4 separate regions of the Homo sapiens genome follow, and regions 1, 2 and 3 are each linked to region 4. The links are chromatin contacts, found by Hi-C in ENCODE. All regions are on one chromosome and are shown on one strand. Each heading gives the region's core, a stretch centred on a gene start or an enhancer-like site at or near the end of the contact. The rest is flanking DNA. Distances are from core to core; before and after follow the strand shown.

What was found. Hi-C counts contacts between places; a loop is a spot of excess contacts on that map. Pooled maps may share reads with other maps.
Region 1: a loop to region 4 is called in a map of CD8-positive, alpha-beta T cell, with 16 times the contacts of the local background. The contact joins the promoter of NFIL3 here to the promoter of SPTLC1 in region 4. A Hi-C loop is called at or near these places in 3 of 168 maps with a recorded cell type or tissue (CD8-positive, alpha-beta T cell and naive thymus-derived CD4-positive, alpha-beta T cell) and 9 of 50 pooled maps.
Region 2: a loop to region 4 is called in a map of CD8-positive, alpha-beta T cell, with 8 times the contacts of the local background. The contact joins the promoter of ZNF484 here to the promoter of SPTLC1 in region 4. A Hi-C loop is called at or near these places in 1 of 168 maps with a recorded cell type or tissue (CD8-positive, alpha-beta T cell), 5 of 37 single-sample maps with no recorded cell type and 15 of 50 pooled maps.
Region 3: a map of tibial artery shows a loop between it and region 4 (10-fold over the local background). The contact joins the promoter of CARD19 here to the promoter of SPTLC1 in region 4. A Hi-C loop is called at or near these places in 4 of 168 maps with a recorded cell type or tissue (B cell, ascending aorta, naive thymus-derived CD4-positive, alpha-beta T cell and 1 more), 1 of 37 single-sample maps with no recorded cell type and 13 of 50 pooled maps.

Annotation. Positions count from the first base shown.
Region 1 is chr9:91,422,480-91,425,943 of GRCh38, forward strand. NFIL3 (nuclear factor, interleukin 3 regulated) reads right to left here and starts at 1,353. Exons shown (of 2, transcript NM_005384.3): 1 at 1,161-1,353. It overlaps LOC105376146 (synapsin-1), which reads left to right and starts at 1,554. Exons shown (of 2, transcript NR_188612.1): 1 at 1,554-3,464. RefSeq lists a silencer at 1,291-1,690.
Region 2 is chr9:92,876,444-92,880,123 of GRCh38, forward strand. ZNF484 (zinc finger protein 484) reads right to left here and starts at 1,595. Exons shown (of 5, transcript NM_031486.4): 1 at 1,447-1,595. RefSeq lists enhancers at 1,350-1,885, 1,399-1,838.
Region 3 is chr9:93,094,935-93,098,353 of GRCh38, forward strand. CARD19 (caspase recruitment domain family member 19) reads left to right here and starts at 1,283. Exons shown (of 6, transcript NM_032310.5): 1 at 1,283-1,418. The coding sequence starts at 1,412. It overlaps LOC101927993 (a long non-coding RNA gene), which reads right to left and starts at 576. Exons shown (of 4, transcript NR_188444.1): 1 at 434-576; 2 at 1-80. RefSeq lists an enhancer at 271-320 and silencers at 431-740, 761-1,510, 1,531-1,640.
Region 4 is chr9:92,113,123-92,116,797 of GRCh38, forward strand. It overlaps SPTLC1 (serine palmitoyltransferase long chain base subunit 1), which reads right to left and starts at 2,291. Exons shown (of 15, transcript NM_006415.4): 1 at 2,192-2,291. The coding sequence starts at 2,248. RefSeq lists an enhancer at 2,794-2,853.

The sequences.
Region 1 (3,464 bases), core at 103-2,602, 690 kb before region 4:
CTGTTATAGTGACATTCTTAAAGGCTGAGACTGTCCTACTTTCTTTGTAGCAAGATTATAAAATCACGTAATTAGCTCCCTCTCTCTATGCTCACTGCCAGCAAATTCGGCAGTTACATAATGCAACATTTCCAGGAAACTATTATGTGATTTGTCTTGTCGTGTCTGAAAAAGCAATGACAATAAGGTGAGAAAAAGGGCTGATCGAATGGAATGCATTAAAATTAGGAAGGTGGGGAGGTAAACGTCACAATGGTTCGTCCCAGATTTAAAAATAACAGCTGAGAACATTGAAAGGGCGAACCCCAGTAGTACCCAAGATCAGAATTCAATGCGAGCAATTCTTGCTTTTAGGTTTTGTAGTATCGTTTTAAAACCTGTTTATTTGGGACGTAATATAGACGTAAATAACGATCTAATATCCAACGCTGCGCCTCAATTACCAAATCATTGCACACATACGCGCATATTCCCACATCAGCCCGCAATTCTTGCCAACATTTCACCGTGGGCAGATTATGCAATGTATGAAAGGACAAATCCCACAACCTTCCCGAGGGCTTGTAAAACACGCTGACGACAAACAGGGTGGAAAACGTCTGTGCAGACACAGCCCCTGACACAAACAAACGCCGCGCAGGCATTCTCCGAATGCCGTCACCGTTCACGCTACCAACCCTTTTTCTCACCAAGCAAATTAAGACTATTCCCCATTCCTCAACCCCCCATTCCTCTCCCCCCTACGCCGCCAGCCCCAGAGAAGGAACGAGAAAGAAAGACACTAGAGAGGAAAGAGCATCTTCCCGCTCGGAGAGGGCTCAGCCTGCCTGGCGCTCTTCTTTACCAAAACATCAATTTTCCTGAAATCAGGAGACATTATGCAACAGCAGCGGGGGGAGAGCGCAAACCAGCCAGGACTACGTGCCGGCGCGAAGGCGCTGCAATCAAAGCAGCCACCTTAAGGTGGCGAGTCCCATCCTGACAAGGCAGCAAAAGTTTATGTAATGAATGCCCCGCGCGCACTCGCCGCCGCTGGCGAGCCCAGCTTACAGCCCGACCCCGCACACAGCGCGGCCCGCACCCCGCGCCCGCCCGCCCGCCCGCAGCGCGCCCTGGGAGCGGTCGCCGGGCCCCCGGCCGGCGGTGGGCGGAGCGCTTACCGTGTTCCTGCTCTCGGGCCGGCGAGGAGAAAGAAAGGGGCGGCCGGGAGTCGGGCCGCCGGCGCTCGGGGCTCGGGCCGGGCCGGGCCTCCGGGGCCGCGGCGGGAGGCGGGCGGCGGCGAGGGCGCGGCGCGGGAGGCGGGCGGGCGCGCCGGGTCCGCGGGCGCCGTGGCCGCGCGGAGAGATGTGTGTTAGTAGGTCAGTTCCGAGCGCCGCGCTACGTCGCCGCCCGCCAGCCCCGCGTGACTGGCGGCCGCGGCCCCAATCGCCGCGCCCGCACCCGCCCCCGGCCCGCCGCCAATGGCCGCGGCCGGCAGGGGCGGGCCGGGGCGGGCACTCCGCGGCCCCGCCCCGCCTCCCCGCCCTCAGCTCCCCCTCCGCGGCGGCGCCACTACCAGCTCGCGTCCCTCCCCGGCCAGGGCCACCGCCGTCCGAGCGCCCGCGAGGGCTGGCGCCCCATTCCCGGCGCAACGAGTGTTGCGCAACGGCCCACGCGGCCGACACGACCGGAGCGAGCCTGCGGAGGAGCCCGGGAGCCCCCCGTCCCACCGCCCCGTCCGCTCTTGGCTCCCTTCACCCTCCCGGTCGCCGCGGTGGCTCTGCGCTCCCCGCGACCCTCACTTGCTCGCAGAGGCGCTTTTTGTCTTCCTGAGAGCCGCAGCCTGCTGGGCTACCTGTTGCCGACTGAGCACTGCGGGTTGCGGCTACCCGGGCGTGGCCCGGACCTCGGCCTCCCCTTCCCCGCACACTCCCGAGAGGAGCCCTCTACCTTGGGGTGGGCAGGAGGGAAGGCGGGGGGTGGCGGCTGGCAAGCTGCCAACACTCGGGGCGCGCTGCGGCGGGGAAGGGGTTGGCGCGGCCGGGCAGCTGCGCAGGGCTGCGCGGCGGAGGCAGCGATTAAAATGTCCCGGCGCCTCTCCCGAGAGCCGCGACGGCCCGGAGCCGGGAGGGAAAGCTCCACGCACAAACACCGCCCCCTGCACAATTAGGGCGAAGATGACGGCTGCAAAGTTGTTGCGTAACACGACTGGGAAACGAGGCTCGCTGAGGTCCATCTACCCACCCCCGCCACGCGGGTGCGGCGTTCCTCGGAGGATGTGAAGGTCCGCGCTCGGGTGCCCCCGCTGGGACGCCCACTGTCGTTTGGTGCTGGGGCTTGAGACGACCGCGCGGGATCTCTTCCTGTGATTTTGAGCTGATAGCTGCTTAGTGTTATTTCTGCGTCTAACTGGATACGGTAGTCTTCTCTCCCAAATTCCCGGGCTACGGAAGAGACGTAAAAAAATGGAAAAAAGAGCACCTAGCCGCGACTTCTTAAGTCGTCGCGCTAGACTGTCAAGGCACGTGGCACACTCCCTGCGTTTACCGATACACGGATAGTGGTCAGTGCTGGCCTTGGCGAAGGGAGCCATGTTCCCGACAGTGACTCACAGGCTTGCCCAAATACGGAGTGTGGCAGGTGGGCAGGACCTCCACCAGCCAGCTCCCTCCTGGTCTCCTTGAACTACGTGGGGGCTGGGCCGAGTGCCTCCACGACTTTCCACTTCTTTTTGCTCCTTTCGTTTTTAAAAAGCAAAAACCAAAGTAAAGAGAAGAGCAGAGTGAACACCCAGGTACCATCCCTAGTGTCTGCCATGAGCAGCAGATCTATCTACTCGCCAAGATTGTCTTTTCTACCTTTCCCCTTCTTGCACAGTTAATATCATAATAACGCAAGTCATATTTAAAAAATTTTTATCACCTATCAGTTGAGTTTTTGGAAAGCCTTCCAGGGCAGCGTTGTGGTTTTGAACGCACTCTTGTTCGTGATTTATCTGGTAGTACAGCTCTGCTGACAAGGCTCTGAAAACTCAGACGTACAATATGGGCTTAGCGTGTTCCCCGACACCATCTTCCCGGTGCTGACTAATGCAAGAACCACATCCCCTCCACTACACATTTTCCAAACTTGACTACCTTCATGAGAACAAATCCTGATTTTAGTTTATAATTTCCACTTTTCTCATACATATATAATAATTCAAGATGTGGTCTTACTATGTTGTCCAGGTTGGCCTGGAACTCCTGGGCTCAAAGGATCCTCCGGCCACAGCCTCCCTGGTAGTGGAATTACAGGCGCATGCCACTGTGCCTGGCCACTTTTCTCAAATTTACTGATAGTTTCCTTTTTGCCCAAACCTTACAATGCTTATTTGTAGCTTTGAGAACCTCTCTTAGATGAAATCAAAATCATATCCATATTAGTTGCCTTTTTGGGGTCAGAAATGCAGCTATTGTCTAGAAATCCAGGGCTGTCCTGCATAA
Region 2 (3,680 bases), core at 345-2,844, 760 kb after region 4:
AAAGTATCTATTGTAAACAAATAGGTAATCTGACACAGAGACAAATAGGATACAAAATAAAGCTCTGGGCAAAGACATCATCCAAATGCAATGAAAGTAAAAACAAGGGTGGCAATGTGAGTATCAACGTGGAATTCGATGTTAAAAAGTGTTTTTCTTGGAATTCGATGTTAAAAAGTGTTTTTCTTTTTTCTTTTTGGTTGAAAAAAGGGATCCTATAATAATACCACTTAATACATGAAAAAGGATAAAAAATGCACTAACCATTAAGTGTATGTATGCCCATCCCTCAGATGCACAAATAAAATTAGCAAAAAAGCACATATAACTGCAAAATGAACTATTAAAAGTGATTTTTATTGTATCTCCTCCAGAATATGAAACAAGTAGATCAAAATTAGGAAAGATAAAGATTTGAAAAATACCAACAAGCAAGACTTAATTAAAGAGAATTTTGGTCCATACAACAAAATATAATTTTTCTTTTATATCTGTTGAACAAAGTTCATTGAGTAACTTGGCTTCAAGGAAAATCTTGATAAATTGTTAAAAGTTGAGACTTGATAGTCTGCATTTTCTGACAATACAATAAAATAAAAAACAGCTAAAACATACTTTAATAATTTGGGAATGAATAAACTCTCCTAAATAACTAAGATTCAAAGGGAAACATCAAAATGAACTTATGCATTTCATAAAGATGTACTTAAAGAAACTTTACAACCCTAAATGTATCCCGCATAAAACTTAAGAAAATAAGGGAAAGAACAACAAATTACATCAAAAAGTGGGAAAAAGAGAAAGTACCTAAAAAGAAAAAGAGAAAAAAATTAATATTAAAAGAGTAGGGAGTATTTTATTGGACATTTCAAAATGTCCAATGAAACAGATAAACCTTTCAGACGCTTGATTCTTTTTAAATAGAGAAAGAATGAATGATATATAAATATAATAACCGTAATGATAAAGGAGCTACTAGTCTGGATATGAAAGAGAACAAAATGGAAATGGAAACATGCAATTCTATGTAATATATTCTTTAAATCTTTAGCAAAATATATCATTATAATGAAACAGAAACGAAAATATAAACAGATCGGTACGTATAAAAGAGAGGAAACTAATTAAGATGTGCATCATTCACACTCCTCAGATCCCTCCTTAGTTCCCATAGTCATCCTCCCCCACAACCCCACAGTCCGCCCTCACTCCGCCCTCAGATCCACCACCAGACAGAGACCCCCAGTCCGTCCTCACTCCGCCTGCAGATCCACCACCAGAGACCCCTCAGTGCCCCCTCACTCCTCCCTCAGATCCACCATCAGAGATCGCTCCGACTTCCACTATTCCATCCACTGACCGACCCCATCACTGACCGGAAGGCTCAGGACAGACATCAGAGATTCTTCTTGCTCAGTCCACAGATGCTGCCATCCCTCTACTCACCTGCCCCTCACCCACGTCCTCTCAGGACAGTGGTCATTTGCCTCGGGAGGTGACTATAGTCGCAAGAACCAGAACAGGACCCACTTCCTTTTTCTCAATGCCTCCCAGGCCTAGAGGTACTTCTTACAGCGCTGCCTGGGTTTGCGCATGCTCAGCAGTCTTCATGGCCTGAAGGTTGCCAGTAATCAACATGGCGCTTTGCCAAACACGCTCCCGTTTCAGCGGCTTAGGCTGGGCGCCAGTATGGCGGCGCCCATGTAGACACTCTGGCCTGTGGGCGGCCATGTTGAGGTCATGTAGAGACTGAGAGGCTGAGGGTTGTCCAAAGGAAAGGAAGCAAGCAGAGGTGTGTCCCATCATACTAAGCCAGGACACAATCAAAGCCTATCACCTCAGGTTACAGTCTTTCTCCAATGCTTCTGTGGACACAACAACACTGTTAATCAACAGGAACTAATCAGCATTTATGTAACACCGCAAACGCAGCCGAATACACATTTTATTCGTGTCGATGGGACATTTAGCAAGATATGAAGTAACCTGGGTCATAAAACAAATCTCAGCAAATTTGAAACAACTGAAATCATACAGTTTGTTCTCTGAACACAATAGAATTAAACTAGAAATCAATAACAGGAAGATAAAAGGAAAATCTCCAAACACGTGAAAACACATGCTAAATAATCCATTGTTCAGAGAGAAAGTCTCAAATTTTTAAAATACATTGAAATGAATGAAAGTGAAAGTGAATGAATTTTTAAAATACATTGAAATGAATGACAGTGAAACACAACATATCAAAATTTGTGGGATGTGGCTAAATCAGTGGTGAGAGAAAAATGTATATACCACTAAGGGCTTACATTAGAAAAGAAAAAAATTTCAAAGCAATAACCAAGCTCCCTCACATACTAGAAAAAGAAGAGCAAAATAAACCGAAGGCAAGTGAAAGAAAGGAAATAATAAGGATAAGAAGATGACTCAATAAAATGTAAAAAGAAAAATAGAGAAAAACCGATTAAACAAAAGCTGGTTCTGTAAATGTTAATAAAATTGACAAATCTGTAGAGGAGACACAAAATATCAATATCCAGAATGAAACAGGAGATACCACTGTAGACCATGACGAAATCAAAAGAATAAAGAGAATACTACAAACAACTCTACAAACATAAATTTCACAACATAGATGAAATGCACTAATTCTTGAAAAAGCACAAATTCTCTCTTACATGAAATAGTTATGTTGAATAGCCCTAGAACTGAAGTCATAATTTGAAATATCTGAAAAAGAAATCTTAAGGCCTGGATAGCTAGATCAGAGAATTCTAACAAACATTTAAAGGTTAACACGAATTATATCCAGTCTCTTCCAGAATAAAAAAAGAATAGAAAGAAGACAATAGAAAGATATTCCAACTCATGAGGCCAGTGTTACTCTGATATCAGAGCTAAAGACAGAAGAAGAAGAAATCAGTATTCTTCATGAATATAGATGGAAAAATTCTCAACCAAATAATAGCAAAAATAATTCAACAATATATAAAAATAACTACAAACCATGAACAAGTGATATTTATTCCAGGAATAAAAAGCTGTTTTGGTATTCAAAAATCAATTTGTGTAACCCCCCACATTAGCAAGCTAAAGATAAGCATATTACATGATTATATCAATGCAGGAAAAGAATTTGAGAAAATTCAACACCCATTTATAATGAAAAAAAAACTTTCAGGAATTAGGAACAGAGGTAAACTTTCTAACTTTTAAGTTAGAAAAAAATCTACAGCTAATGTCAAACTAAAAGATGAAAAAGACTGAATGCTTTCCTGTTCAGTTTGGGAAGAAGGAAAATATGTCTGTGCTCATCATTTTTATTCTACACAGTTCTGGAAGACCCAGTCAGCTGACAAAAATTCTCTCCATAACCAGACTCTAGCCATGCTCCTTTGAACTCTCTTGTCAACTAAACCCTGGCTTTTGGGCTTTTGTGTTGTCTGTGAATTGCCCAATATTAGTAAGAATCCTAGCAAGGCAATTTAGTCAGAATCCTCCATCTTCGTATCTGATCACCATTGATATCTAATTGGTTTTCTTATTGTCTACTATCCCCAGGTGATATCTGATCACTCTGGCATGGCTTCAGCAAGAATTCTGTGAGGTCAGTTTAGCCAGATTCCCTCCTATTAGTAATTTTCCGTACACTACCACCCCTCCACCCTGCTCTGTGGCTA
Region 3 (3,419 bases), core at 33-2,532, 980 kb after region 4:
CCTGGCTGGGGCCCAGTGCATTCACATCATGTGGGGCTAGGAGCTTCTTGTGGCGGGCTCCGGAGCTGGAAATGCCAGGCCTACGAGAGGGAAAGCAGGAAGGAAAGCGGGAGGGAAGTGGAGTTGGCCCAAGGTCACTCATTTTACAGTCCAGGAAACTGAGGCTCAGGCAGGTTAAGTGACCTCTCTAGTTCGGGTCACACTGTCAAGCTAGTGTCTTCTTTTGAAGGTGGGGGACTGGGGTCCCCCAAGAAGGTGTCCCCCCCCCACCCCGCCGAGCGAGGTCACACCGTTGAGTCCTTCTCCCCTGGATTTGGGAAAGCATCACTGGGCACTGCCTCCTTTGGCTGGTCCCTGTGGCGTACTGGACGCCCACCGGCCTTTTGCCCCAGGCCTGGCCCTGTACTCCCCAGGGCCTGACTTTCTGTATGACGTTGGATCAGTCACGTCCCCTCTCAGTTTCAGTTTTCTCATCCAAGGGGTGGGGCGCGAGGCCGGGAGCGGGGAGGTGGACTGAGCCGGCCGGCGGGCCACCTGGATCCCGACTCCGCCACTCAACGCGGCAGGGCCCGGAAGGGCGGGCCCAAGACGGGCAGGGCTCCGGGCAGGAGCGGGCGCCTCCAGGGAGGCGCGCGGCGGTCGTAGCTGAGGCCGCCTTGAGGGCGGGACTTGGACGCGGGCAGGGCTCGAGTGAGAGGCGGGGTTAAAGGCCGCTGCGACGGCGTTATAGACGCCGGCGGGACCGGGGCCCAGCGAGGGGAGGGACTCTGGGCCCCTCGCGGCGTCTTAACTGACGCTGGGAGGGGCGGGAGTCCGGTGGCGCCCGCCCACGCCCGCAGTCGCCCGCCCACGCCCGCAGTCGCATGGCAGAGCAGGAAGGGGCGGGGCTCAGGGCCCCTGGAGGCGCGGAGGCCGACGACGGAGGGGGGCGGGGCTCGAGTAAGGGGCGGGGCCCGGTGGGGGGTTCCTTGAGGCTCGGAAGCCGTCGTCGGAGGGGGCGGGGTTCAGGTGCAGGGCGGGGCTCAGAACTCCGGGAGAGGCGGAAGCCGACGCCGGAGGGGGCGGGGCTCGAGTGAGGGGCAAGGCTCCAGGATCCTCGCAGCGGCCTATCCCAGGACGGCAAGGGGGCGGGACTCGAGTGAGAGGGGCGGAGTTTAGAGCCCTGGGGGAGCCGTAGCGGGCGCGGAAGGGGCGGGGCCTAACGGTAGGGGGCGGGGCTCGTCAAAGGGCGGGGTTTAGAGTCCCCGAGGCTACACAGCCAAAGCCGGGGGGCTGGCCTAGCCAAAAGGGGCGGGCGAGCACGGCCCGCGGGCGGCGTTCGCTGGAGCTGGTGGACCGGGCGGCTGACCGAGGGGCGGACGCGCGGCGGGGCAGACCGCTGGGGACTGCGGGCGGCGCTGTGTCCGTCGCCATGACAGGTGGGCACGGGGTCGGCTGGGCGGCAGGGATGCGGGCGCCCTGGATGGGTGGCCCGGCCCGGGGGTCCGGCTGCCTTGCGAGTCGCCTGCAGGCCGCGCCTGGGCAGCGGGGGCCGAGTGACCTTGGCCCGTCAGCTGTCGGTGGTGCGCGAGTGCACCCCCGCGAAGTGGTGGGTGTCCCGGGGCTTCTACCCGGCGGGGCCGTGCCAGCCGAGGCGGTGCCGGGCATGATGGGTGGTGGCCAGGTGCGGGGCCCGAAGAGGGCGGGGGCTACAAGGCAGCTCCAGGGTGGGGCTGCACAGCCGCGGTCTGGGCTCAGCCACTGCCAATGTGTGTGTGTCCCGTGGTGGGGAATTTGGTCTGAAAGAGTAGGAGGTGGTAGAAATGACACCGGAGAGAATTCACAGCGGTCCTGCTGTGATTCTGGCCACGGAAACAACGCTCCATCCTTACAACCACCCCAGCGAGGTCGCGGGACAGGCGATGCGTTCCTCGGCGGCATGTGATTCCTGTGGGACTCTTGGAGTCTCCCAGACTCCTTCGGTGGTCCACGACGCTCTTGCCCCTGTTTAGTTCTAAGAGAATCGGGGACAGCGACTGGACCCCCCAAGGTTGTTGTGCTCCACGCTAGTGGCCCCAGCCCAGCCTTCCTCCCCAGGGCCTCTCTGGTCTGGGGACCTGCCCACCATCCTCCTGATCCCAAACAGGGTGACTCTGCCCTGTGGACCTTCCCCTGTTGGAGAAGCCCCATGAGGGTGATGGGCTGGTAAGGGACCCCATGGCAGCCCGGCCAGGGAGTATGGGGGTTCCCAGAAGCTACACTTCATTCTTACTGTTCTGTTTCATGGAGCAGAATTGGCTCAGGGGCTCAGGGTAGCCCCAGAAGTCCCTAGTCCTCTCTCGGTGCTCGCTCTCTTGAGTCTCAGCCTAGGTCCTGCCCACAAATAGGATCTCATGGGCTGGAAACTGATGACTTCCAGGACACCAGGCCAGAAGAGACTTCCAGCCTAGGCCACAAGAGACCCCAGCTGCCACCTGCTCCCCTTTGTCCTCCCTTCTAACTCTTCTTATTTGTGGCTCTCATTTCTGAGCACTTACTGTGCATTGGACCCTGTGTTGGGTGATTCCTGTTTGAAAATGATCAGATGGGGACACCTGGAATATCTCGTCTGTGTACAGATGGGGAAACAAAGTCTTAAATTGTGCCCTGCCCAGGCTGGGATTCCGTAATTCCCTTAGTGAGTTCATCAGAATGCGTGGGACACAACTCAGAGCTGTGTTGGTCTCCAGGGAGCCCTGTCCCAGGGACTGGGTGTTGGCAGAGCCTGAGGCCTTGCTGTCCATTAAGGAGCCTTCCTGCACAAAGGGACTTTGTCCCTTTCTGCCTGTCAGGGAAGCTTCCTTGCATAAGGGGACCCTGGAGCTGGGAAACCACATCAGGCAGGGGTCCCTGAAGGCTCTGACTATAGGCCTCACCTTGTCCAGTGTATGCTTCCTACCTGCTATGTCTACTCACTGGGCCTGGAGACATTCCCTCACAACCCTTAGTTTTTGGGATGGGGAACCAAGGCCCATGGAGCACAGCTCTGGGAGGGTCATATGGACAGCCCTGCGAGGCTGCAGACCCATAGTCCCAGGCTCACTGCCTCCATGCACCAACTGGGGTCCTGCCTTGCGCCAGCCCTCGCTGTGAGCAGCGCATGTGAGCCAGTGCCTGCAGAACGCTGAGGAGGTGTCTGCGTGGGGCAGGTGCTTGACAAGTTACCCCCTGGGCTGTGCCGGGGAGTGAGCAGTTTTAGTTGGGCTGAGCACTGAGAGAAGGGGTTTCCTGGAAGAAATTCGGGAGAGGAGGTTGATGCCCAAGTGTCTGGACTCCAGTTGGTTGGGGATGACAGGAACTCAGGAAGGCCTTTTGCACGTAGAACAGCAAGGTGAACATGAATTAACCAGGTGGAAACCAAGGAACAGGTATTCTCAGCCTGGGCTGAGATGTCTTGTGGG
Region 4 (3,675 bases), core at 1,041-3,540:
TAAAATCTAACACAGAATCCCAATATTAACCATCGGATTATTTAATTTCAGTGGTTCTTTTTTGGGTACACTATACAAGACTACTCAAATTCTACATTCAACACGCATAGGATTTGGGAGTAAGAAGTTTATGATGAATTTTAAAATTTGCTCATCCCCCTAAATACAATTCATTTATGAATAAGTCTAAATACCCTTTTAGTTTTCTCAATAGTTGGATTCTAGCAAGCAAACATCTGCCCCAGCCACTAGTTAAGAGCCCACTCCAAAAAGAAATCACCCTAAGAAAAGCTGAGAAACTCTCTCTCTAGTGAATTAATAAAAATCACAAACACCACTTCTTTTCCTTCCCAGGAAATGTTACATACAGGAGTTCTCCCAAGTCTCACTGTTGGACAGTTTCGGGGAATGAGAAGTTACACTACTGTCAGTCTTCAAAAAGGGAGCAAACAACATTTAACAGAAAATAATCCATTTCTTTAAAAAATCATTTATAAAAAAGATCATTCAATTTTAGTGGCTCATTTTAGGTCACTACAGTTAACCTAATACTGGGCATCACTTAATACATGAGCATAAGACAGAGCCACATCTGCTGTCTCTGCTGTTTCAAGATAAAATTCCCAGTATGTCCTGCAATGGAAGACACTGTCATTACCCCTACCAGTAGACGGTGATATTAAGTTTGGTGATATTAAATCATCAAAAGTAAAGTGAAATTCACTTGAAATGAATGTAAGCTCTTTAAGCACAGGGACTTCTGCCTATTTGTTCACCGCACTATCCCTAGCATCTAGATCTGTGTGGTCCAATGTGGACAGTCACTAAGTTACACGTGGCTATTTAAGTTAAATTAAAAATTCAGTTGCAGCTGGGTGTGGTAGCTCATGCCTGTAATCCCAGCACTTTGGGAGGCCAAAGCAGGAGGATTACTTGAGGCCAGGAGTTCGAGGCCAGGCTGGGCAACACAGCAAGCCCCCGTCTCTATTAAAAAAAAAAAAAGATTAGTTGGGCATGGTGGTATGTGGTCCCAGCTACTCGGGAGTCTGAGGTGGGAGGATCGCTTGAGTCTGGGAGGTCAACGCAGCAGTGAGCTGATCGCACCACTGCACTCTAGCCTGGGCGACAGAGTGAAACCCTGTCTTTAAAAAATAAAATAAAATAAAATAAGTTCTTCAGTGCCCAATGAATAGCTCTGCAAGACAGCACGGGGACTCTCAGTTATTAAATGAATGAACACTAAGATTGACATTCTGGTTTCTTATTATCTTATGTATCTGAAATAACTAGGCTTCAAAAAACTCTTAACTATTCTTCCTTTAAAAGTCTACGGCCAGGTGCAGTGGCTCAAGCCTATAATCCCAGCACTTTGGGAGGCCAAGGCGGGCGGATCACCTGAGGTCGGGAGTTCGAGACCAGCCTGACCAACATGCAGAAACCCCGTCTCTAATAAAAATACAAAATTGGCCGGGCATGGTGGCACATGCCTGTAATCTCAGCTACCTGGGAAGCTGAGGCAGGAGAATCGCTTAAACCCGGGAGGCGGAGGTTGTAGTGAGCCGAGATCACGCCCTTGCACTCCAGCTTGAGCAACAAGTGCGAAACACCGTCTCAAAAAAAAAAAACAAAAATAAATAAATAAAAATCGACTAAACTAGTTGTATCTTTATAAGACAGAAAACTGATGTACGCAGAAGAATGACAAACTATTTTTTATTCACAAATCCTAAGTCACTTGATTTCTTTTCGACAAAAACAAACTCCAATTTATTACAATTTTATTCCCCAACGAACTGTACCGTAGTTCCAAAGAGCTGACTTCCTTAGGACCTTCCCAGACGAAGGTGTTCCACTCATTTTCACCACTCCGTTTTATCGTCCGTCTAAACTCTGGTTTTTGCAGACCTGTCTCCTGCGTCCCCTTACACGTGTTCCTTTCCGGAGCTTCCAGGGGACCCGGAGCATAAGAATTCAAACCGAGACCCTCAGTCCCAGCCCCCGCCCCCGCCCGTTCCTCCCTACACTCAACCGCTGGGACTAGAAGCTCCCGGCAGTCCTTCCAGCAAGAGGCACCGAGTCTGGGCGTGACCGAGCCAGTCCCGCCGAGGTCTCAGGCCACAAATCCACACGCGTCCTCCCACCCTCCCCGGGCCCGGGTGTGGTCGCGGACCGCTAATGGCGCGGAGCCCACCTCGTAAAGCGCCTGTACCATCTCCACCAGAACCCACTGCTCCGTGGCGGTCGCCATAGTTAGCCGCTTCCTTCCGGAAGGCGGGTCACAAGCGCGTCCCAAAAGTGCGCGTCGCTGCTCAGTGTCGTTATCACCTCCGCAGAGGGCGGGGCGGCGGAGCGCTGGGCACCGCCTACTCGCACTTGCGCACTGGTTGACAGGAGGCTGGACGGGGTCAGGTGGGATGCCGCAGTTTTTCCAAGAATTGTTTACCTTGTGTCCTATTACCCTCCCTGCTGGATTCAGGATGGAGAAAGTAGTAATGAACGGGCCTTACACTTGGTCATCAGCTGGGCGCAGAGAGTTAAAATGATTGCAATACGTTTACTTTATTTTTTTTTTTTTGAGACGGAGTTTCGCTTTTGTTGCCCAGGCTGTAGTGCAATGGCGTGATCTCGGTTCACCGCAACCTCCGCCTCCCGGGTTCAAGCGATTCTCCTGCCCCAGCCTCCCGAGTAGCCGGGATTACAGGCGTGGGCTACCACGCCTGGCTAATTTTGTATTTTTAGTAGAGACGGGGTTTCTCCATGTTGGTCAGGCTGGTCTCAAACTCCTGACCTCAGGTGATCCGCCTGCCTCGGCCTCCCAAAGTGCTGGGATTAGAGGCGTGAGCCACCGCGCCTGGCCAATACGTTTACGTTTAGTAGCATAAGTAATCCAGCAATGCATTATCATTAAGAAATGCATAATTATACACAAAAATAGCCAACCCATATAGCACTTCCTGTTTTGTCAGACATAGGCCAAGGCTTTGCAGGTATTAAATCATATAGCAGTTTGGTAAAGAACCTTTTAGAGCCTTCCAATGCATATGCAAACAGTATGCACGCGCACATACTTAATTGGATTGGATTTCTTAAATATAATTGAGATCATAGGGACAAGACTTTTCTACAACTTTTTTTAAATTTTTTTTCTAGCATTTTTTTCCTAATATATCTCATATTTAATGGCTGAAGACTTCCATGGAATAATTTATGTATATTCATCGTTCCATTTTATGTAAACGTTTCCCTATTGGTGAATACTTATGTTGTTCCCACCTTTCCCCTATTACAAATAATGCTGCCATAACTGTCGATGTTCCTTGTGTGTATATCTTTCTGTGCATGTTGGAGTTTTTCTGACCAGTTTTTTCAACATGGGATATATCTGAAGACTATGCACGTTATTAATTTTGATAAGTACTGCCAAAATGGCTCAACCAATTAAAATAATTTGGAAGTTTTTCTATGCTCTAGTCCATGATGGATATTATCAATCTTTTAAAAAAATTTGCCAGTTTAATGGAGATAAAATGATACCTCACTATCCTTTATTATTGATGCTTCTGGTTACTCATGAGGTTGTGCAGCTTCTTATATGTTTATTGGCATTTATAGACTGTATGAATCGCCAATTCATATTCTTAATCCATTTTTCTATTGGTTATTTTTGCCTTCTTA